3 separate regions of the Homo sapiens genome follow, and regions 2 and 3 are each linked to region 1. Evidence: chromatin loops called from intact Hi-C (ENCODE). Cell type or tissue: CD4-positive, alpha-beta T cell. All regions are shown on one strand.

The links. A loop is a pair of places that touch in the nucleus more often than their neighbours do. Peaks named below come from ENCODE experiments on the same cell type or tissue, not always from the same donor. Only the 100,000 strongest peaks of a DNase experiment are listed, where the experiment ranks them.
Region 2: a loop joins it to region 1, with 2.6 times the contacts of the local background. A loop is called at or near these places in 7 of 110 quality-filtered maps.
Region 3: a loop joins it to region 1, with 8 times the contacts of the local background. A loop is called at or near these places in 2 of 110 quality-filtered maps.

What each region holds. Positions count from the first base shown.
Region 1 is chr19:7,193,205-7,201,204 of GRCh38, forward strand. All of the region lies in intron 2 of INSR (insulin receptor), which reads right to left. It overlaps LOC124904626 (a long non-coding RNA gene), which reads left to right and starts at 6,380. Exons shown (of 2, transcript XR_007067111.1): 1 at 6,380-6,512. RefSeq lists enhancers at 4,132-4,331, 4,144-4,980 and a silencer at 4,812-5,441. In CD4-positive, alpha-beta T cell, no CTCF peak of the experiment used is centred here; DNase peaks (open chromatin) are centred at 4,177 and 4,947; H3K4me3 peaks cover 1,948 bases; H3K27ac peaks cover 689 bases.
Region 2 is chr19:7,098,542-7,106,541 of GRCh38, forward strand. It overlaps LOC124904625 (a long non-coding RNA gene), which reads right to left and starts at 1,021. Exons shown (of 3, transcript XR_007067110.1): 1 at 941-1,021. RefSeq lists a silencer at 728-1,097 and enhancers at 3,957-4,458, 4,459-4,958. In CD4-positive, alpha-beta T cell, a CTCF peak has its summit at 4,009; DNase peaks (open chromatin) are centred at 690, 1,010, 3,490 and 3,950; H3K4me3 peaks cover 1,297 bases; H3K27ac peaks cover 1,117 bases.
Region 3 is chr19:7,390,387-7,398,386 of GRCh38, forward strand. The region is part of intron 10 of ARHGEF18 (Rho/Rac guanine nucleotide exchange factor 18); the gene reads left to right. ARHGEF18-AS1 (ARHGEF18 antisense RNA 1) reads right to left here and starts at 4,673. Exons shown (of 2, transcript NR_186326.1): 1 at 4,607-4,673; 2 at 1-334. RefSeq lists silencers at 4,432-4,872, 4,581-5,150, 7,404-7,604 and enhancers at 5,361-5,540, 7,616-8,000. In CD4-positive, alpha-beta T cell, no CTCF peak of the experiment used is centred here; DNase peaks (open chromatin) are centred at 3,255 and 4,715; H3K4me3 peaks cover 1,536 bases; H3K27ac peaks cover 1,699 bases.

The DNA of each region.
Region 1 (8,000 bases):
GCCTCCCGGGTTCAAGAGATTCTTCTGCTCATGCCTGTAATCCCAGCAGGCTAAGGAGGCTAAGCCTGGGAGGCTAAGGTGAGCGGATCACGAGGTCAGGAGAGCCAAACCATCCTGACCAACATGGTGAGACTCCGTCTCCACGAAAAATATAAAAATTAGCTGAGCATGGTGTCGCGCACCTGTAGTCTCAGCTACATGGGAGGCTGAGGCAGGAAAATCACCTGAACCTGGGGAGCGGAAGTTGCAGTGAGCTGAGATCACGCTACTGCACTCCAGCCTGGCGACAGAGTGAGACTCCATCTCATAAAAAAACAAACAAAAAAATTAGGGGCAGGAGGGGGGAGGACACATGGGACATATGTCCCTCTGAAAGGGACACAAAAAAGTGCCCTATTTTATTTTTATTTTTTACTATGTATGTGTACTATCCTGTCAAAACTGACATATATTTGGAAATACATATTTTTTTCAAGTAGCTTCTTCTTTCATTTATTTATTTAGAGACAGTGTCTCACTCTGTCGCCCAGGCTGGAGTGCAGTGGCATGATCTTGGTTCACCGTAACCTCCGCCTCCCAGGTTCAAGTGCTCCTCCTACCTCAGCCTCCTGAGTAGCTGGGACTACAGGCGTACACCACCATGCTTGGCTAATTTTTGTATATGTATATATACATTTGGTAGAGATGAGGTCTCACAATATTGCCCAGGCTGGTCTTGAACTCCTAGGCTCAAGAGATCCGCTCTCCCCGAGCTCCCAAACTGGGCATAGGCGTAAGCCACAATGCCCAGCCAGGAAATACATTTTTCAAAAGCCTCTGCTAGACAGTAAACAATGTTATTGATCAGTTACATGATTCTACTCCCAAATATTCTAATAATGACAGGCATCGGTGAGAGCTTTTACAAAGGTTCTCTTAAAATCATCTTTGTTGGCTGGGCATGGTGGCTCACGCCTGTAATCCCAGCACTTTGGGAGGCTGATGCAGGAAGATCACTTGAGGTCAGGAGTTCGAGACCAGCCTGGCCAACATGGTGAAACACTCTCTATTCAAAATACAAAAATTAGCTGGGCGTGGTGGTAGGCACCTATAATCCCAGCTACTTGGGAGGCTGAGGCAGGAGAATTGCTTGAACCCAGGAGGCAGTCGTTGCAGTCAGCCAAGATCGTGCCACTGCACTCCAGCCTGGACGACAGAATGAGACTTCATCTCAAAAAAAGAAAAAAAAATTATCTTTGCCTTATTACAAAATCAATATGGGGCTCAGGGGTGAAGTGTGGAGTGTGTTTTAATAATAGCTTTGCTTTTTTTTTTTTTTTTTTTTTTGAGACAAAATCTCTTTCTGTCACCCAGGCTGGAGTGCAGTGGTGCAATCTTGGCTCACTGTAACCCCCATGTCCTGGGTTCAAGCGATTCTCCTGCCTCAGCCTCCTGAGTAGCTGGGATTACAGGCACACGCCACCACACCAACTGATTTTTTTTTTTTTTTTTTTTTTAGTGGAGAAGCGGTTTCACCATGTTGGCCAGGCTGGTCTCAAACACGTGACCTCCGTCTGCCTTGGCCTCTTAAAGTGCTGGTACAGGTGTGAGCCACCGCGCCAGGCCAGCTTTGCTCTTTTATGGACTATTCAACAAATTGTTAGCATTTCTCTTTTTTCTTTTTTTCATTCAACAAACACATGTCGAATGTCCCAGTGTGCCAAATCATAGGAAACCTGTTCTCGTATTAAATGAAAAAGCATCAGAACATAGATGACACAAAAACCCCATCCCCTGTCCTCGAGACATCCAGGTTTAGCATTGTCCTCAGCCCCCAGCAGCATCCCCTCCTGCAGGGGGAAAAGAAAAGGAAAAAATCCCACAGTACTAGAAAATGGCAAGAGTAAATCTTGTTGTGGGAAACTTTTCATTCAGGTATATGCATGTCTTGGGTACTGAGCCTTACGGGAAATGTATTTCTTCTTAAAAATTCTAGTTAAAAATACTTCAAGTAACATTGCCCACAATAGTGGGACAAGGCAACAACACGTACTTCCCATTATGAGGCAATGAAAAAGACAAAATATTTGTGTAGCTTTCTTTCCATATATTACTAACCCTAGCTTGAGGTCATTCGATAAAATAACTGGCCTGTGCTCTTCAAAACTGCCAATGTTGGCCAGGTGTGGTGGCTAACACGTGTAATCCCAGCACTTTGGGAGGCTGAGGCAGGAAGATCACTGGAGATCAGGAGTTCGAGACCAGCCTGGCCAACATGGTGAAACCCTTTCTCTACTAAAAACACAAAAATTAGCTGGGTGTGGTGGCGCATGCCTGTAATCCCGGCTACTTGGGGGCTGAGGCAGGAGAATCACTTGAACCCAGGAGACAGAGGTTGCAGTCAGCCAAGATCTCACCACTGCACTCTAGCCTGGGTGACAGAGTAAGACTCCGCCTCAAAAAAAAATAAAAATAAATAAATAAATAAATAAATAAAAGCCAATGTTGGGAAAGACACAGAAAACTGAGGAATTGTGCGGACTTAAGAGACAGCAGCATTCAAATGCAAAGTGTGATCCTAGATTGGAACCTTCGCCTAGGAAAAAAAATCTATATAGGGCAATATTGAGACAACAGATAAGATTATAGAAGACATTGGATTAAAATACTGTATCAATGTTAATTTCCTGATTTTGACAACGGCACCAGTACCATCATTATGTAAGAGAACTTTCTTTCTTTTCTTTCTTTTTTTTTTTTTTTTTGTTTGAGACGGAGTTTCGCTCTTGTTGCCCAGGCTGGAGTGCAATGGCACCATCTCGGCTCACTGCAACCTCTGCCTCCCAGGTTCAAGCGAACCTCCTGCCTCAGCCTCCCGAGTAGCTGGGATTACAGGCATGTGCCACCACGCCTGGCTAATTTTGTATTTTTAGTAGAGACGGGGCTTCTCCAAGTTGGTCAGGCTGGTCTCGAACTCCTGACCTCAGGTGATCCGCCCGCCTCAGCTTCCCAAAGTGCTGGGATTACAGGCATGAGCCACCACGCCTGGCCTCAGAACTTTCTTGTTCTTAGGAAATATCCACTGAAGAATTAAGGAGTATGTATCATGCCTGCAACTAACTCTCAAATAGTTCAGGGGAAAAAAATGTATATAATGTGTGTGCATAAATATATTAGAAAGGTAATAAAACAAGTAGAATAAAACGTAAACAATTGATTGATCTAGATATAATCTTGCAATTTTTCCGTAAGCTTGAAACGACATCAAAACAAAAAGCGACCAATTTGTCCAAAGCAAGGTTAAAAGCCAGAGAAATAGGAGACGCAGCGCTGCATTGTTAAATGACTTGCGCACAAAAATCCAGTCACTCTGACACTTTTTTGTTTGCCTCCCTTTTAAAGTTCAAATTAGTTTGGGTTTTTCTTAATTAAGAAGGTATGTGATAAAAAACAAAACAGAAAATACAGAAACCACCATTAAATGATTCGATAGCTCCACATATGTTAATAACATTTTGTTACATTCTTTCCAAAGCTTAAAACTTTCCGAAGTTTAAAAAAAACTTAAAAAAAAAAAGTTTAAAAACCTTTCCAAAGTTTAAAAAAAAAATACTCAAGATTTATGATTCCAAAAATTACTGCTTTCCAGAAATTTCCAAACGGAACAGTTGCGTCATGGGCCTGCTGGTACATTGACCACAGGGCCCCGCGGCTCTCCCTATAAGTGTGAGTTTTATAAACTCCTTAAAGTAATTTATTTTGTTTCCATTCAAGGCCTTTCTCTCCCACACTGGCCCCAGACCCTGACCTCAGAGGTTCGAGTCCCCGGAGCCAAATTCCTCTAGTTGGAATCTAGTAAATGATTTAATGGCAAAGGGGCAGGGGTTGGGGGCAGCCAAGGAGGTGAACTTTTGACAGCTTCGTGGTCAGCAGCGACGACCGCAGGAGCGCGTGTCCTTGAAGCGGGGAAGCGCCCCTTTTCCTTGCCTGACAATACCGCCCCACACGCGATGACGCCTTTGGAATAGAACTGCGCAGCTCTTTGGAGACATACGGCGCATATAGAGGCTAGAAAGGGAACAGAGTACCAGAGGGCCTTCCCGCTTCGGGAGCCGCAGGCTTCTTCTCTTCGGAGAGAGAGTGAGTGAGTGAGTAAGCGAGTGAGTGAGTGAGTGGGGAGGGAGTGAGTCCGTCCACGGGGGCGGGCCCTCTCCATGCTGCGGATCTCTTAGGAGATATACTGCGCACGCAGAGGCCCGGAAGGAGGCGGGGTCCCAGGGGTCTCCTCGCTAGAGCAGCCCCAGGATTGGCAGGTTCCAGAGTGGGAGTGGGGGTGTGTGTGTGTGTGTGTGTGTGTGTGTGTCAGGTTCCAGAGTGGGAGTGTGTGTGTTTGGGTGTGTGTGTGTGTGTGTGTGTCAGATTCCAGAGTGGGAGTGTGTGTGTGTTTGGCAGGTTCCAGAGTGGGAGTGTGTGTGTGTGTTTGGCAGGTTCCAGAGTGGGAGTGTGTGTGTGTGTTTGGCAGGTTCCAGAGTGGGAGTGTGTGTGTGTGTGTGATTGGCAGGTTCCAGAGTGGGAGTGTGTGTGTGTGTGTGTGTGTGTCCCCAGGATTGGTCGGTTCCAGAGTGGGAGAGAGAGCGAGAGAGAGAGAGAACGAGAGAGAGAGAGAGAGAACGAGAGAGAGTGTGTGCGCGTGTGTGTCTGTGCAGCCCCAGGATTGGTCGGTTCCAGAGTGAGAGTGTGTGTGTGTGTGTGTGTGTGTGTGTGTCCCCATGGTGGGAGTGTGTGTGTGTCCCCATGGTGGGAGTGTGTGTGTGTCCATGGTGGGCGAGCGTGTGTGTGTGTCCATGATGGGCGTGTGTGTGTGTCTGCGTGTGTGCCCGTGTCTGCGTGTGTGCCCATGGGGGCGAGGGAGGGAGCCCTAGGCGCTCAAGGCTCCGCCCCCTCGAGCCGGAGGCCTCAGCGCAGCACAAAGCCCGGGGCGCACTCCGCTCCGGGGAATCCGGCCCCGGCGGTTGCGGCGGCCGCAGCGCCGCCCTCGCGCTCAGCCAATGGGCGGGCGTGCTGCAGGGGCGCTGGCCCCGCCCCCCGGGTGCGCCGGGCTCCGCTCCCCAGACTGGCGCTCGGGCAGTGGCCGCCGCCGGGCGGTCCCGGCCAGAGGAAAGGGCGCCCTGGGAGGGCCCCTCGTGGCTGCAGACCCCGCAGGTCGAGTCTGCCACGGATGGAACTTTGGAAAAAGCTAGGGAAAAGGAGAAACCGAGCTTGCAAGGGCTCATCAAGCATCCACCGGGGTGGCTTAGGCTGCGCGCGGCGCTGGGCGTGTGCCCGGGAGGAGATCGGGTCACCGCGTGGCAGCTCCCGGGACTGCCGAGGGGCCCCCTGACCCCAGGCCTCCCTCGGGAGGGGTCCAGAAAGGTGCAGCGGCTCACTAGGGTCACACAGCAAAATTCCTCACATTGCAGGGGGGGAGGGTCCGCATCTCCGAACTCGCCGGGCCAGTGCACCCTCTATTCTCACCCACCACTCACCCAGAAAACGAGAACCATACTCATAAATACATTCTTAAAATCCACAGGCTACGTTTTTGGGGTAACCTCCAGCCAGTATTCCGCATGCATTTGAAAACTTGTGTGTCCCCATTGAATTTGCAGTTCCAGTAAACCAAGGCAGCGAGTGGACATTCTCATTTAACATTCACCCCCATAAATACACTTTTTTTGGGGGGGGGGTCTCACTCTGTCGCCTCAGGCTGGAGTGCAGTGGTGTGATCATCGCCCACTGCAGCCTCAAACTCCTGGGCTCAAGCCATCCTCCCACCTCAGCCTCCCGAGTAGCTGGGACTACAGGCGTGCATCACTATGCCTGGCTAATTTTTTCTATTTTTTTGTAGACATGGGGACTCGTTGCCCAGGCTGGTTTAGAACTCCTGGCCTCAAGTGATCCTCTTGCCTCAGTCTACCAAAGTGTTGGGATTACAGGCATGAATACACTTTAAAGTGTGTAATCTGTTTGCAGCACACACGGTCCAATCCATCAATGAGGTCATATTAACTCAATTATTCAAGCAATCATCACCATTAGAATTGGAGAAACCGAGGCATAGAGGGGCTACTTTGCCAATAACCAGCTCTGCCAGAACTCGAATCCAGGTCTCCCAGAGAGACCAGGAGAGGGTGTGGTATGGAGTTTGGGGGAGTGGGAGTTTGTTTGATTTTTTAAATTTGTTTGTTTGTTTGAAACAGGGTCTTACTCTGTGGCCCAGGCTGGAGTGCAATGGAGCCATCATAGCTCACTGCAGTCTAGGACTCCTGGGCTCAAGTGATCCTTCCGCTTCAGCCTCCCAAGGAGCTAGGACTACAGGAGAGTGCCACTGCGACAGCTTTTTTTTTTTTTTTTTTTTTTGAGAGCGGGTCTCTCTATGTTGCCTAGGCTGGTCTCAAACTCCTGGCTTCAAGCAATCCTCCCACTTTGGCTCCCCAAAGCGCTGCCATCACAGGCGTGAGGAACCCAGCCTGGCTGTAACACGGCATCACACTGTGAGTTATGTTTACCTGTTCCCTACCTCGACCCACCCAGATCTGACACCCTCTTGGCATTGGAATGCAGAAATGAATGGAGACCCTGTCCCTGCCCTCCCAGTATGCACGAGACACATACGCCCCGTGAAGGGAAAGATGTGTCTGTCTTGCTTATTACAGCATCCCAGAGCCATACACACAGTAGGTGCATAATAAATCTTGTAGGAAAAAAAAAATGCAACGGAGGGGCGGGGATTAGGTGACTGTCCCTTTATCACAGCAGGAGAGGAACAGTACATGCAAATGTGTGAATCACTCGGGCTATGTTCAGAGAACTATAAACAGTTCAGAGTTGATGAAGGGCAAAGTACAGGATGAGAGGAATAGAAGATTAGACCAGAGAGGAAAGACAGGGAACCAAGGGGCTTGGACTTTACCCCACAGCAGAAGCCAAAGAAAGATGTCAGGCAGAAAGAACACCATCGGATTCACATTTGGGGGTCATTTTTCTGGCTTATGGTAGATGGATGAGGAAGTTGAGAGGCAGAGGAAACAGAAAAGAAGAGGCTGGCTTCTGAAGCCATCGGGGAGGTGGAGGTGTCAGGACTTACCTGCTGGATGACGCCCAACTTTCCACCTTGGGCAACTGGATACAACTCACGAGAGAAACAGCAAACCAAAAAGACAGGTGCTCACATGTGGACAATCTGGGTTTGAGGTGTGGAGTTCAAGATATAGAGGCTGCACTTTGGAGGCTGAGGTGGGAGGATTGCTGGAGCCTAGGAGTTCAAGACCAGCCTGGGCAACAGAGCAAGACCTTATCTCTTTAAAAAAATAATAAATAAAAAATTAAAAATTAGCTGGGCATGATGATACACAAGTGTAGTTCCAGCTAATGGGGAGGCTGAGGCAGGAGGATTGCTTGAGCCTAGGAGTTCAAGACCAGCCTGGGCAACATAGCAAGACCTCATCTCTATTTCTTAAAAAAATTAAAGATTAAAAAAAATAAAACTTAGCTGGGCATGATGACACATGATTGTAGTTCCAGCTACTTGGGAAGCTGAGGCAGAAGGATTGCTCGAGTCCAGGAAGTTGAGGCTGCAGTGAGCTAGGATCACGCCACTGCACTCCAGCCTGGGTAACAGAGTGAGACCTTATCTCAAAAAAAAAAAAAAAAAAAAAAGGCTGAAGAGCCACACTTCCACACAAAAATGGTTGTGTTTGTGGTTGCCGAGTCACAGCTCTAACCACTCCGGCTTGCTCCAGAAAGCTACTCATGGCAAGGTGCAAAAACCCCTGTTTGTTGGGGGCATTTTGGAAGTTTTTATTCTCATTCATGTAGGCAATACACATTTTATGCAATTAAGTACAGGAGTAACTTTTTACAAGTTGTTGAGTTTCAACCTATTGATGTTTCCTGCATTTTGAGTCCATATAAATTTTACAGGCTATTTAGAAATTACTGATAATAAGAGAGTACAGCTTATGAGAGAGAATGGCATACCC
Region 2 (8,000 bases), 95 kb before region 1:
CTCATAATAATTTGTTAGTATTCAAGAACTCCTACGAAGCAGTAAGAGAAAGACCAAGAGTTAATTAGAGAAAGGAGCAAATGCTAACAACAGTTCACAGAAATACAAGTGGCTCTCCTAAGAAAAATGGGAAGTAATACATTGAGATTCCCTTTTTCATTGATCAGGAATTTTTTTCTTTTAAAAAGATAACAGATTGACCAGGATGTGGAGACACTGGCACCTCCATATCATAATGACGGGAACTCAATTAGTGCAACTCCCCCGGACTAAGACAAGGACCCAACCAGACCCAGAGCCACGCCGAGCCCAGGGTGCCATGGGGAGACGCGGAAAGAGCCGAACTGAAGCGGCGAAATCGGAGAAAACTGAAGCCGGGCGGAGAAAGCCGAACTGAACGAACTGAGCCGAGGAGCGGCGGAGAAGCCAAGGCTGGGCGAGGGGAGCCAAAGACGGGTGGTGGGAGCCGAGGTCGGCCGAGAGGAACCGGAAAAGCCAAGGCCAATGGGAGGAGCCGAGGCCAGGCGGGAGGAGCCGAGCAGGGCCGAAAAGCAGCGGGAAGGGCGGCGGAGAAGCCGAGCCATGGCCAGGACGGAGGGAGGGGAAGTTTCAGGTCGGAGACAGAGAGGGACAGGCAGCGCCATGGTAGGACGCCAGGCGAGGACGGATGGGGAAGCCGAAGCTGGGCGGAAAGAGCCGAAGCCAGGCGCGAAGGAAGCCGAAGCTGGGCGGGGGAAGCCGAGGCTCGGCGGAAGAGCCGAGGCCGGGCGGGAGGATCCGAGCTGGACCGAAAAGCGGTGGCACTGGCGCCAAGCGCGGGAGGTCGCGGGGCAGAGAGGGCGAAGGGAGGGTAGCACCTGGGGTGAGGGCGGGCGGGAGAGTCGAGCTGGGCAGAAAGAGCGGAAGCCGAGAGCAAGTGCGGGGTTGAGGGCGGGCGAACCGAGGCAGGGCCCTGGAAGCCGAGGTCCAGCGGGTGGCGGAGAGGGTAACCGAGGCTGCGTGGGAGGAGCCGAGGTCGGGTGGGAGAAGTCGAAGCCCCGGTCGAAGGAGCTGATGCCAAGTGGGAGGAGCCAGTGCCGGGTGGGAGGAGCTAAGCGGGCGAAAAGCGCTGAGGTTGAGCCGGGACCCATCTTCTTGGGAGCAGGGGAAGGGAGGTCAGGGGACTGCAGTGGGGAAGGGGCCGTGGATGGTTGAGCCCGAAGCTGTCAACATGGCCAGAGTCATCTGCAGGGCCTCAAACTGCCTCTGCAAAAATTAATAACAGTGAGAAAATTATGACAGTGAAAGACACCTGACCCACTCCATCTCGCCTTTAACCTCCAAACTCTCCTCGGTCATTCCTAGGTGTGGGCCAAGCTAACCTTGGGAGAAATTTAGTTACAGTTTAAATAACAATAGCCTTTCCTAAAACTAAACCGCCTTATAAAAATAAGAGATCACCAAGTTATGATTAGAGCAGGGCCTGAATTCTGCTCAGATGTAGACTTCGTTAAGGATTACCAGCCCTTGCTCAGGTGATCACAAGATTTGTAACCCTTCCAATTACTCCTGTAAATAACATCACTATTGTAGAAGCTAAGATTGGCCTTTTGAGATGTCATTTAAGACTTTTGGGCCAGGCACAGTGGTTCATGCCTGTAATCCCACCACTTTGGGAGGCCGAGGCGGGTGGATCACCTGAGGTCAGGAGTTTGAGACTAGCCTGGCCAACATGGTGAAACCCCATCTCTACTAAAAATACAAAATTAGCCAGGCATGGTGATGCATGCCTGTAATCCCAGCTACTCAGGAGGCTGAGGCACGAGAATCGCTTAAACCTGGGAGGCGGAGGTTGCAGTGAGCCAAGACTGCGCCACTGCACTTCAGCCTGGGCAACAGAGCAAGAGACTGTTGGGGACCAGCCTCAACACCACCCGTAGGGTACTCTAAGTCCGGTGGCGTCAAAGGATTGAGAAGAGACAAGTTAAAGGTGGGGAGCCAGGGGGGCCAGATGCGAGGTAGGAGGCGGCAAAAGGCTCAGAGCTCTGGTCTCCACACTATTGAGTACAATCACTTAGATCTGAGAAGCAGATGTTCAGGGCAAAACAGTGAAAGGGAGGCAGTGCGTCATACGCGTAATCTATAGCAATAGTGGTTTAAATGATTCTCCGTTGTGCTCAAACAACATATCTTTAACTTATCGGAGAGTAGCTAGTGGGAGCAGGCTTTACTAGGAGCCTGCACGTCTGTCCACATTCCAGTGTTTCAAAGGAGTGTCTTTCTCCTTGAACACAGTGTTTACAGATAAGAGAGCAGGTCTCGCTCTGAGCATGTGAACATGATGGCAATTAGGAGGCTTTCCTCCTCAGAAGCCTTTTGTGGCTTTCCACAACTTATTGTCCCATATTTTTATGGCCAGTTTATACAGGCACCCCACAAGCCCTTTTCCCAACAGAGACTCTGTCTAAATAAATAAATAAATAAATAAATAAATAAATAAATAAATAAAGACTTTTGCATTTCTGACGACCGGATGATTCCTGTGGCCCCCACCCAGAAACAAACTCAGCACACAAGGACTGTTTATTTCCACGCATCCTGGACCAATTAACAGCACCTGTTCCCTGCCTCCCTGCCCACGAAACTATCTTTAAAAAACCCTAGCCTCCAAATTTTCAGGTTCCCCATTTAGCCGGCCGTGCATTTTGTTTGTTTGTTTGTATTTTCTGAGACGGAGTCTCGCTCTGTCGCCCAGGCTGGAGTGCAGTGGTGCAATCTCGGCTCACTGCCAGCTCCGCCTCCCGGCTTCATGACATTCTCCTGCCTCAGCCTCCCGAGTAGCTGGGATTACAGGCGCCCACCACCAAGCCCGGCTAATTTTTTGTATTTTTAGTAGAGACAGGGTTTCGCCGTGTTAGCCAGGATGGTCTCGATCTCCTGACCTCATGATCCGCCCGCCTCGGCCTCCCAAAGTTCTGGGATTACAGGCGTGAGCCACTGTGCCCGGCCAATGTGCATGTTTTGAATTCTTTCTCTATTCCAATTCTCCTGCCTTGATAAATCAGCTCTATATTGATGAGTAAGATGAACTTCTCCGGTGGTTTCAGGTCCTCCTGCCCTCCCGGTCCTGTTGCTCCGGCCCTGCCACCGTCCCCTGCGAGGGCTGCTCCATCGGCAACAGCTGCATGTTCTCTGCCCCCAGTGAATGCTCATTGGTGATATTTGCATAGGGACACCCCATCGGCCTGACAGACAGTTTCTCTGAACTGCGCTGAGACCTGGCCCCTCACCTGTTTATCCTCACATTGGAATTCTGTTTTGGTGTTTGCTTTTTGGAGGACTTGCATGATAACACTGTTTTACGAATGAGGAAACTGAAACACGAAGGCACAGAGGGGTTAAGTAACTTACCTAAGGTTACGCAGCTGGTAAGGGATTTAAATGGGATAGTCTCACTGCAGAATCAGTACCCTTAACCATCGCGCTATGAGCGAAAGAGACAATGAGAGAACCAAATCAAGATAAAAAAGAACATCCTTATCTTGATTTTGTGGTCTCCCTGAACTTTTTTTTTTTTTAATTTGAGACAGAGTTTCTCTCTTGTTGTCTAGGCTGGAGTGCAGTGGCGCCATCTCAGCTCACTGCAACCTCCACCTCCTGGATTCAAGCGATTCTCCTGCCTCAGCCTTCCAAGTAGCTGGGGTTACAGGCAAGCGCCACCATGCCTGGCTAATTTTTGTATTTTTTAGTAGAGACAGGGTTTCAACATGTTGGCCAGGATGGTCTCGAACTCGTGACCTCAGGTGATCCACCTGCCTCACCCTCCCAAAGTGCTGGGATTATAGGCATGAGCCACCGTGCCTAGCCTCCCTGGCCTCTTTCAATGAGGAGTTTCTAATACTTTCATCCGTTTTTCCCACGGCTGACACATCTAGAGTGCCGTTCTTTTTTTATTTCAAAATATGCCCTGAAGATGGCAGTATTGCACCACCCTAAATCCACAAGCTCTTTTCCAAATGTTTGCCCTGATGTCCATCTTCTGAAAACAATAATCACCAATTAGACATGTGAGCCAATTAGCATTAACTCCTTCCATGAAGAACAATGCAATTGTCTCCTAGAGAGCAACTATACAATTTATTCACTTTGTTTTTTGTTTGTTTTGAGATGGAGTCGTGGTCTGTCGCCCAGGCTGGAGTGCAGTGGCGTGATCTCAGCTCACTGCAGTCTCCACCTCCCCGGTTCAAACAACTCTCCTGCCTCAGGCCCCCTTAGTAGCTGGGATTACAGGCATGTGCCACCACGCCCAGCTCTTTTTTTTTTTTTTTTTTTTGTATTTTTAGTAGAGATGGAGTTTCTCCATGTTGGTCAGGCTGATCTCAAACTCCCGACCTCAGGTGATCCGCCCACCTCGGCCTCCCAAAGTGTTGGGATTACAGGCATGAGCCACCGCGCCCGGCCACAAATTTTTGTATTTTTAGTAGAGATGGGGTTTCACCATGTTGGCCAGGAGGGTCTCAAACCCCTGACCTCAGGTGATCCACACGCCTCGGCCTCCCAAAGTGCTGGGATTACAGGCGTGAGCCACCGAGCGTGGCCGTAACCAGGCTCAATGACTTTAACTCTTTTCCTCAATGATTTTCATTCCTCAATGGCTTTAACCTCTTCCAAATGATTGCGCTGATGGCTAACATATGTCTGTCTTCTGAAAACAATAATCACCAATTAAACATGTGAGCCAATTAGCATTTACTCCTTCCATTAAGAACAATACATTGGTCTCCTAGAATGCAATTTACAATTACTCACTTTGAACAAGGGAAATCTCTTCAACTCCACAGACAAGGGAGCCACTCCCTTTCTGATCACAGATTACAGTGAGCAATGGAAGTTTCATAATCGATGGCCTTCACTTTCTTCTCTGGAATGTAAAGTTGACTCAGCTGGGAAGAAGCCCATAAGAAAAAAAGATCAATATGAGACAAGGAGACTTGTCTGCAGTATGGCAGGCTAATTATCTTGAAAAACAGTCCTACTACACAACATTTAAAAAGATGAATACACACCTGTAATCCCAGCACTTTGGGAGGCCAAGGTGGGCTGATCACTTGAGGTCAGCAGTTTGAGACCAGCCTGGCCAACATGGCAAAACCCTGTCTCTGCTAAAAATTAAACAAAATTAGCCGGGCTTGGTGGCACATGCCAGTAGTCCCAGCTACTCGGGAGGCTGAGGCAGGAGAATCGCTTGAACCCAGGAGGCAGAGATTGCAATGAGCCGAGATCGTGCCACTGCACTCCAACCTGGGCAACAAGGGCGAGACTCCATCTCAAAAACAAAAAAAGAATACAAGGCCGGGTGCGGTGGCTCATGCCTGTAATCCCAGCACTTTGGGAGGCCAAGGCGGGCAGATCACCTGAGGTCGGGAGTTCGAGACCAGCCTGCCCATCATGGAGAAACCTTGTCTCTATTGAAAATAAAAAATTAGCCGGGCATGGTGGCACATGCCTGTAATCCCACCTACTTGGGAGGCTGAGGCAGGAGAATCACTTGAACCCAGGAGGCGGAGGTTTCAGTGAGCTGAGATTGCTCCATTGCACTCCAGCCTGGGCAACAAGAGCGAAACTCTATCTCAAAAGCAAACAAACAAAAATACTCCCCAGAAAAACCCTATTTCCAAATAAGGCCACATTCTGAGGTCCTGGGGACTAAGAGTTCAATATATTGGGGTTGCACAGTTGAATTCATCTCATTGTTTAGGCACGGGGACCAACCTGTCATACCCCATCAACCATCAAATGCGGCTGCTCTCTGGGAAGGGGGAATAACCTTGGACAAAATAGCTCCCTTAAGCCTGGGAAAGTTCCAGAAGAGGGACTCAGTTGTCCGCCCCCAGAAGACAACTTTCCTGGAAGTTGGAAGAGTGAGCACTTGGTTCTGAAGAGGTGATCTGGGTGGTGCATGACAGCATCCACGACAGTGGATGTGCCGTGGCTCTTGCTGCATCCACTACAGCATCCACTACAGCATCCGCTACCTCCACCTCAATATCCACTACCTCCACTACAGCATCCACTACCTCCACTACAGCATCTGCTACCTCCACTACAGCATCATGGATCCACCACAGCAATCACCACATCCACTACAGCATCCACTACAGAATCCACTACAGTGACTCCAACACAGTGGCCTCCCACTCCTGGGGTTATGCTTCAGGAAATGGGTCAGCAACCTCTAAGGAGCCTGGAGATCAACAGTTGAGAACATTAGACCATGGACTCATAGTCTAAACCACCCACCAACTATGTCAGCCCTATTAAAATTATGGCTTCCCTCTTTTGTGAAGTACTTTGAAGATGTTTTCTCTCACTTGTGTACTATCCTGATGACCACTGTCTCATCTGTGGTCATGCAGAACACACATGGAGCAGAGCCAAGGCCAGAATTTGCATTTCCTGGCTCCCAAGTCTGACTGTCTCAGCAACCCACATCCCCATTCTAACCCAGAGCCCAGCCAGAGTTCCTCCTCTGGTTGTGAGGCTGTGGTCTATGAAACCAAAGCCTGTGCCTTGCTTTCTCAGCCTGTCAGGGTCTTACCACTGGATAGGAGCCTTGGATGAAAGGACAGGCAGACAGATAAATTGATGGACAGACAAGAAGAGGGATAGATGATGGATGGATGGATGAATGGATGGATGGATGGATAGGTGGATGGATAAATGGATGGATGGGTGGATGAATGGACAGGTAGGTGGATAGATGATGAATGGATAGACAAGATGGATATACAGACAAATGGGTGGGTGGATGGATAGAAAGGAAGGAAAGAAGGACAGATAGATGGATGGGTGGATGAAGAGAAGGCAATAGACAAACATATAGGAAATTACAAATACAGATAGATAAAAAAAAAAAAGGCCCCAAGAGAAGTAGAGGTAGAAACAGAATGGTAGAAAAGGGGGAGGAGGTCAGAGATATGAGTGGGAGGAGGAAGGTGAAATGAGAGAGAAAGAAAAGCAAAGCCCAAATTATAGTGTGACAGGAAGATTGGGTAGCAGAAATACACAAGCAAAAAAAGAGAAACAAGTGAGACCAAAACTGGAGAAATAACTCAGAGAGAGTGACCAAGAAGGAGAGAAACTAAGGAACACACACAAGGGAAGCAAAGGGAGAGAAGAAAAATAAGACAAGAGTGGGAGGAGGAGAGGGGGAAATAGAGAAAAAAATGGGAAGACAGAAAAGTCCTACATAGAAGGAAAGACAGAGGGAAAGATGGGGTAAGGAGATACAGAAGTAATGTATAAAAGAAATAAAGTAGGTCAGGCGCACCTGTGGTCAGGAGTTCGAGACCAGCCTGGCCAACATGGTGAAACTCCGTCTCTACTAAAAATATAAACAATTAGCTGGGCATAGTGGCAGGTGCCTGTAATCCCAGCTACTCAGAAGGCCGAGGCAGGAGAATCACTTGAACCCTGGAGGGGGAGGTTGCAGTAAGCTGAGATTGTGCCATTGCACTCCAGCCTGAGCAACAAGAGTGAAACTCTGTCTCAAAAAAAAAAAAAAAAAAAAGAAAGAAAGAAAAAGAAAGAAAGAAAGAAAGTGAGGGAACCATGGTGGGTGCAAGAGGGGAGTAGATGGTGAGGATGGAGAGAGAAGGGAAAAAAAGAGGAGAAGCACAAATGAAGAGAGGCAGAAACATGGCTGACCACAAAGGGAAGCACACAGAAGGAGAAAGATTAAGAGAATAGGAGAAAAGAGCAGAAGGCAGATACAGAAAAAGATGGAGGAGAGGATGAAGCAGACTTGAAATAAATAAAACAGAGATAAAAGAGTGGCAAGAAGTAGAAAGTAGGACAGAAACAAGGAGGGAGCAGGGTGATGAAGAAACAATCAAGCAAACAAAAAAAAATCAAAACACAAGGAGAAACAGTGAGATAAATACAGAGAGAGGAAGGGAATTAAGGGGAGAAGTGAAAAGGGGAAGCCAGGGTGGAGGCAGCAAAGAAGAGGCCCACACTGA
Region 3 (8,000 bases), 200 kb after region 1:
TAATCGCAGTTACTCAGGAGGCTCAGGTGGGAGGATCCCTTGAACCCAAGAGGTGGAGGTTGCAGTGAGGCAAGATTGCGCCACTGCACTTCAGCCTGGGTGACAGAGCGAGACTCTGTATCAAAAAAAAAAAAAAAAGAAAAAAGAAAAGAAAAGAAAAGAAAGAAAAATGATGTGGGTAGCACTCACTTAGCATGATGTCTGGTACACACGGGCAATGGTATCTTGTATCATCATCATCATCCTCTTCATTTTTTGTTATTGTCATTTAAAGTCTTTCAGCCAGTAAGCGGCAAAGCTAGCATTTAAATCATAGACGCTTGCCTCTGCAAAGCTGCAAAAACAAATAAAAATAATAATAAATCACAGACCAAGCCAGGTGTGGTGGCTTACGCCTGTAATCCTAGCACTTTGGGAGGCCGAGGAGGGAAGATCACGAGGTCAAGAGAGGGAGACCATCCTGGCCAACATGGTGAAACACCGTCTCTACTAAAAATACAAAAATTAGCTGGGTGTGGTGGCGCCTGCCTGTAGTCCCAGCTACTTGGGAGACTGAGGCAGGAGAATCACTTGAACCCGGGAAGCAGAGGTTGCAGTGAGCTGAGATCACACCACTGCACTCCAGCCCGTTGACAGAGTGAGACTCTGTCTCAAAAAAATAAATAAATAAAATAAAAATAAAAAAATAAATCACAGACCCTAACCCTGTTCTCTGACAACAAACCCCTCCCCACCTGTGTCAGGAGGCATGAAGGGGCCAAAACACCCATGTCTCATTCCCAGCAGGCTGAGAAAAGTCCTCCCAAGGTATAACTCCCCACAGGCCTACCTGCTTTTAAAGGTATTCAAAGTCAACGTGACAGTCTGTCCCGTTTCCTCCCGTCCGTGGGACAGACGGAGGAAACAGCCTCACAGTAAGTTAAACAAACAGAACAGAGAATGAGTCATACTCCAGGTAATTAGAGAAGGTGGGTCTCCACGATAAAGTTGGGATGCTTTTCAGAGAACAGACACCACGCCAGACAGTCCTGTTCCTGGCCTTGACCTTTGAGGCTGTTTATAATTCAACCCCACCTATCCCTCCACGCTTCTCTCCCACTACTCAGGTTCTCCGGACTCCACGGCCCAGTCACCCTGAAGTCTCATGGCTGTTCATACACGTCATACACATACGCTGTGCCTTGCTCATCCAGCGCTGTTCCTGGAACTCCCTCTCCCACCTAACTCTTACTCATCCTTTTAAGACAAAGCCCAGGCCCACTTCCTCCAGGAAGTCGGAATTAGGCTGGATAAGTGTCTGAATGTCTCTTAGGCCAGTTGCTCTCAGCCAAGGAAACATCTGGAGGCATTTTTTTCAGGACCAGGGGAGCCACTGGCATCTAGGAGGTAGAGACCAGGGATGCCGCTCAACACCCTCCAGTGCATAGGAGACCACCCCTGCCACCACCACCGAGAATTATCCAGCCCTAATTGTCGAAAGTGCCAAGCTGAGAAAACCCTGCTCTGGGCCTAAGCTCCTTGCATCTCCTTAGCTCCTAGCGCCCCTGGTCCATGCTAAAGACTCATAAATGAGGCCAGGTGTGGTGGCTCACGCCTGTAATCCCAGCACTTTGGGAGGCTGAGGCAGGCAGATCACCTAAGGTCAGGAGTTCAAGACCAGCCTGGCCAACATGGTAAAACCCCATCTCTACAAAAAATACAAAAATTAGCCAGATGTAGTGGCGGGTGCCTGCAATCCCAGCTACTCGGGAGGCTGAGGCAGGAGAATTGCTTCAATCTGGGAGGTGGAGTTTGCAGTGAGCCAAGATGGCACCACTGCACTCCAGCTTGGGCAACAGAGTGAGACTCCGTCTCAAAAAAAAAAAAAAAAAAAAAGACTCATAAATGCAGAATGGTTGGATGGATAAAAGAAAGATGGGAGATGTTTCTCCTTCCTAGTTGTCTCTGAGAAAGTTGGTTTCTATGTTTAGGGGAGGGCTGTGTCCACCTGAAGTTTCCTATAACCAAGATAGCTATAGAAATAAGGCTGATGGCCAGACCCAGTGGCTCACGCCTGTAATCCCAGCACTTTGGGAGGCCAGGGTGGGAGGATCACTTGAGGTCAGGAGTTCAAGACCAGTCTGGCCAACATGGTGAAACCCTGACTCTACTGAAAAAAAAACAAAAAAAAAACACAAAAATTAGCCAGGCTTGGTGGTGCATACCTGTAATTCCAGCACTCGGGAGGCTGAGGCAGGAGGATCACTTGAACCCAGGAGGTGGAGGCTGCAGTGAGCCTAGATGGTACCACTACACTGCAGCCTGGGTGACAGAGTGAGACTCTGTCTCAAGAAAGAAAAAAAAAAAAAAAGAAAGAAAAAGAGAAAGAAAGAAATAAGGTTCAAAGGCCGGGCATGATGGCTCACACCTACAATCCTGGCATCATAGGAGGCCCAGGCGGGCAGATCACTTGAGCTCAGGAGTTCGAGACCAATCTAGGCAACATGGCGAAACTCTGTCTCTACAAAAAAATTAGCCAGACGTGGTGGTGTGTGCCTGTGGTCCCAGCTACTTGGGAGGCTGAGGTGGGAGGACAACTTGAGCCCAGGAGATGGAAGCTGCAATGAGCTATGATTGTGCCACTGCACTTCCAGCCTAAGTGACAGAGTGAGATCCTGTCTCAAAAAAAAAAAAAAAAAAAAAAAAAGGAAAAAAAATAAGGTTCATGCCCCTAAGTCCATAAGCCACAGCTACACAGCTGCCCAACCATTGAGCCCTCATAAACTCCCGTGTTAGAGTTTCTGACCTCAGCTGCAGTAGGGTGCCTGGTGAATTACGTCTTGCATTTCTGGGACATCCAATTCCCTGAACATGCTCCCTTCCTCTGGACCATGAAGGTTGGACTTGAACTGAAGGCTAGTCCACCTGGGGACGCAACCCTCCAGCTTCTGAACTGGGGACTCTCAACAACATATTGTGCATGTTTTGAAGTGATTGGGTTTGGGGAAATCTTTTTTTCTAAAATAGAGACTGGGTCATGCGAGGTTTCCCAGGCTGATCTCAAAGCTCCTGGACTCAAGTGATCCTCCCTCCTCAGACTCCCAAAGTGTTAGGATTACAGGCATGAGCCGTCTTGCCTGGCCATGGGGAGATCTTCTAGGCCTGGCTGACCAGCCAACCTTGGTGAGAGCTGTTCTGCTCGACTCCTGGTTACTGTTCAACTGCCTCCCCTGTGGCAGGACTTGGATTAGACAGGCAACCTCAAGACTGGGGTGTCTGATGGCAATTGAGAGGTTGCTGGTGCTGGGGGAAGCATCTGGCCTATCCACATCTGCCAAATAGCACCTGTGTGGAAGTGGATAGGGGAGGGTATGGTATGTGTTTCAGACTCTGAGCACCTGTTTGAGGGTATCTGACAGCATCTGTATTGGGGTTATCTAGTATGTGTTTGGGGGTATCTGCTGGACCTATGTGGAGTGTCTGACATATTTGGGGGTTACCTGGAAGCCTGTTTTGGGTATCTGATGGCACCTGCCTGGGTGCCTGTGTTTAGGGGATCTGATGGTATCTATGTTGGGGTGTCTGAGACCACTGGAGAGGTATATGATTCATTTTTCCCAGACCCACCTTTCTGAAGTCTATGCTGCCTCTTTTTTTGTTGTTGTTATTTTGAGACAGAGTCTTGCTCTGTTGTCCAGGCTGGAGTGCAGTGGCATGATTATAGCTCACTGCAGCCTGGACCTCCCAGGCTCAAGTCATCCTCCCACCTCAGCCTCTGGAGGCATGATCATAGCTCACCGCAGCCTGGACCTCCCAGGCTCAAGTCATCCTCCCACCTCAGCCTCTGGAGGAGTTGGGACCACAGGCAGGCGCCTCCATGCCCTGCTCATTTTAAAAAATGTTTTGTAGAGATGGGGTCTTGCTATGTTGCCCAGACTGGTGGTCCTGAACTCCTGGGATGAAGTGATCCCCCCACCACTCCCTGATGCTGCTTCTTTTTTCTCAGGTGACAGACCCTGCCCTCTCCATTTCTTGGACTCTCCCCGCTAGGACTCCCCACCACTGGGAGTGCCCCCCTTAGGTACTTCCAATCCTAACGAGCCCGTAGGAGCCCACTGACAACCCCTCCAGGCATCCGTTGATTCTTCCAAAACACCCCCAGCTCCACTGTCCTCCCTTGGGGTCCCCTTAACCCCGCTATCCTCCCTCGGGGTCCCCCAACTCCGCTGTCCTCCCTCGGGGTCCCCCCAACCCCGCTGTCCTCCCTTGGGGTCCCCCAACCCCGCTGTCCTCCCTCAGGGTCCCCCTAACTGTGCTGTACCCCCCTTGAGATTCTCCAAACCGCTGTCCTCCTCAGGACTCCCTCCCCAGCCGCGCTAATCACCCAGGCTTCCGTTAACCCCACAAAACGCCCACCTAACCCTGCTGCTCTCCCTCTGGATCCCCGCAACCCAGCTGTCCCCTCAGAGCCCCCGGCCCTACTGACAGCCAGGCTCGCATTGCTCTCCTTCAAAAAGCCCCCCAACCCCGCTGACCCGCCCCTCAAAAGTCGCCCTCACCCTCGCCGCGAGCACCCTCCCACTTCGGTGCCCGCGCCCCTCTCAAGGCCGAGCCGACGCCCCCTCACCACGGCTCGGGGAGCAGCAGCCCCAGGTCCCCGGGAGCGCCCCGCCCTCGAGGGCACGCCTCCTTCCGGGTCACGCCCTCTGCCCCGCCTCCGAGGCGGGATCGCGCATGCGCTGCTCTCCTCGCGCGGCTTCCCGCTTCCGGCTCCCAGCTGCTAGCTACTGTGGATCTGGGGGGGCCGGACGGAGGCATCGGAGGCGGCTGCGAGAGTGGCAGAGGAGCTGGCGGAGAGCGGCCTGCGGGCGATCGGGCCGAGGTGAGGACGGCGGCGGGGCGGTCCCGAGGAAAACGGGGCTCAGGAGGGGGCCCTCGGTCTCTTCAGGGGGTGGCCTGGGGCGCGGGACCCCCGGGGCTGCCTCGGGCCTCCCGCCGGCTCCTGGGGGACTTCTCCAGGCAGGCGAACGGGTGCTGGGGTGCAGGCTGCTCCTTCAATGCATGGAGGCTCTAGGCGGCGATTGCAGGGTGCAGAGGTGCAGACGATGCCCGCCCGCTCCGTCCGAGCCCCAGCCAGTCCTGGGGTGCTACGGCTTACTCTCCTCCAGGAGAGGAGAGGAGGGGTCACTTGGGCCCCAGCCTCTGCTCCTCGTTCAGGAGCGCCCGGGGCAGGACCAGGGATGGAATGGAACCCACCACAATACCCAGCACCGTCGTATTTCAGGCCTCCCGGGAGAACCCTCACACCCCGGAGCAGACAGCCCTCCCTGGCAGGGAGCGTTTGGGTGCAAAACCGTGAGAACTATCTGTGCCATGGGTTTTAGTTTCTTGTATAAGAACTCAGTTGGTGCTTTCATTGCGGACGGGAACGAGAAGCTTTCCCCTGGTCCTTACATGTTTCGTTTTGTTTTACGTTTTTAAATTTCAACTTTTATTTGAGATTGAGGGGGTACATGTACAGGTTTGTTACCTGGATATATTGCGTGATGCTGAGGTTTGGGGTGTGACTGATCTCGTCACCCAGGTACTGAGCATAGTACTCAATAGATAGTTTCAACCCTTGACCTCCTCCTTCCCTTCCCGCTCTAGTAGAGCCCAGTTTCTGTTGTCTTCTTGGTGTCCATGAGTACCCAAGGTTTAGCTCCACTTACAAGTGGGAAAGTGCAGTATTTGGTTTTCTTTTCCTGCGTTAATTCTACTAGCACTTGAGTGTTTTGCTGTGGCTATCTGCCCCTTATCTCTTGCTCTGTTGAGATTAAAGCCTGGACCACAGGATTAAAAAACATTCTTAAAGTTTTACCACGGAAGCGAAGCGGCCAACACACCTTTTCCCCTTTGCCTTGTTTTCGCGGAGATGAAGCTCCAGCCAGTAGCTTTGAAGGGCCCCATTCTCTTCCCATTGACCAGAGAGAGAGTTCAGGACAGTATAGACAGCCCAGTGGCCAAGGGATGAGTTTTGCAGGTGTCTGAGTGAATGATTAATCCTCCAGCTGTAAGAGGTGTCAGGAGAGGCTGGGCGCGGTGGCTCAAGCCTGTAATCCCAGCACTTTGGGAGGCCAAGGTGGGTGGATCACGAGGTCAGGAGATCGAGACCATCCTGGCCAACATGGTGAAACCCCATCTCTACTAAAATACAAAAATTAGCCGGGCATGGTAGCGGGCGCCTGTAGTTCCAGCTACTCTGGAGGCTGAGGCAGGGGAATCACTTGAACTCGGGAGGCAGAAGTTGCAGTGAGCCGCGATCGGGCCACTGCACTCCAGCCTGGCGACAGAGCAAGACTGTCTAAAAAAAAAAAAAAAGAAGTGTCAGGAGCACAGGCTTGAGGTCAGATCCGAGCTGGGTTCTGGTCCCAGTTCCACCACCTGTTAGCCGTGTAACTTCACTAAGTTTCCGTCTTCCCATCTTTAAAATGGGAATAAGGGTTGGTTGGGGTTTCTATGAAGTAATCTGTGTAAGGTGCATCACAGAAGTGTCTGGCATATGGCAAACTTTCCATCAGTGTTATACACCCTTTGCATATGCGAATGCTCCCAGGCTTGGATGTTTAGGTTAACATTCCAAATTATAAAGAGTTTGGAAAATTTGAGCATCTCGGATGTTGTTTGGACCGAGTCAGGGTTTACGCTTTATCAGTAGTTTCCTATTTCTGTAGGTCAGCAAGCCTTTTTGCGAAAAAAAAAAAAAAAAAAAAATGAAGATGTGTTTGTTCTAGAGCAAAAAAGAGCAAACAGCTGGCAGGCATAATACATTTCATTTTTGTAAACGTTACTTTGTTTTGGTTTTGTATAGCTTATTTAGTTTTTGTTTTCTTCTGAAATTAGTATGTGATTTTACTTAAAATTTTTTTTTTCTTTTTAGAGACAGGGTCTCACTCTGTTGCCCAGACTGGAGTGCAATAGCACAATCATAGCTCACTACAGCCTCGAACTCCTGGGCTCAAATAATCCTCCTGCCACAAACTCCCAAGTAGCTGGGACTACAGACACGCGCTTCCATGTCTGGCTAATTTTTAAAAATTTTTTGGGCCGGGTGCGGTGGCTCACACCTGTAATCCCAGCACTTTGGGAGGCCCGGGGGGGGGCAGATCACGAGGTCAGGAGATTGAGACCATCCTGGCTAACACGGTGAAACCCCGTCTCTACTAAAAATACAAAAAATTAGCTGGGCATGATGGCGTGTGCCTGTAGTCCCAGCTAGTCAGGAGGCTGAGGCAGGAGAATGGCGTGAACCCGGGAGGTAGAGGTTGCAGTGAGCCGAGATCGTGCCACTGCACTCCAGCCTGGGCAACAGAACGAGATTCCATCTCAAAAAAAAAAAAAAATTTTTTTTGTGGGGTCTCGCTATGTTGCCCAGGCTGGTCTTGAAGTCCTGGACTCAAGCGATCCTCCCACCTCGGCCTCCCAAAGTGCTAGGATTACAGGCGTGAGCTGCCACAGCCTGTGGTTTTTGTTTTTGTTTTTTTAACTGACAGATAACAGTGTATGTATTTATCATGTGCAACGTGACATATTCTTGAAAAATGCAAGAGGAGCGGATGTTAAGCACTTTCACCACAAAAATGAGAGCTATGCGAAGTGCTGCATTTGTTACTAAGCTAGATTTAATCATGCCACTGTGTATATATACTTCAAAGTGTGTTTCCTTTTTCTTTTTCCTTTTGTTTTTTGAGACGGTCTCGCTCTGGCGCCCAGGCTGGAGTGCAGTGGTGTGATCTTGGCTCACTACAACCTCCGCCTCCCAAGTTTAAGCAATTTCGCCTCAGCCTCCCGAGTAGCTGGGATTACAGGTGTGTGCCACCACGCCCAGCTAATTTTTTGTATTTTTAGTAGAGGCGGGGTTTCGCCATGTTGGCCAGGCTGATGTCGAACTCCTGACCTCAGGTAATATCCCCTCCTTGGCCTCCAAGAGAGCTGAGATTACATGCATGAGCCACCACGCCCGGTCATATTTCATTTTTAAA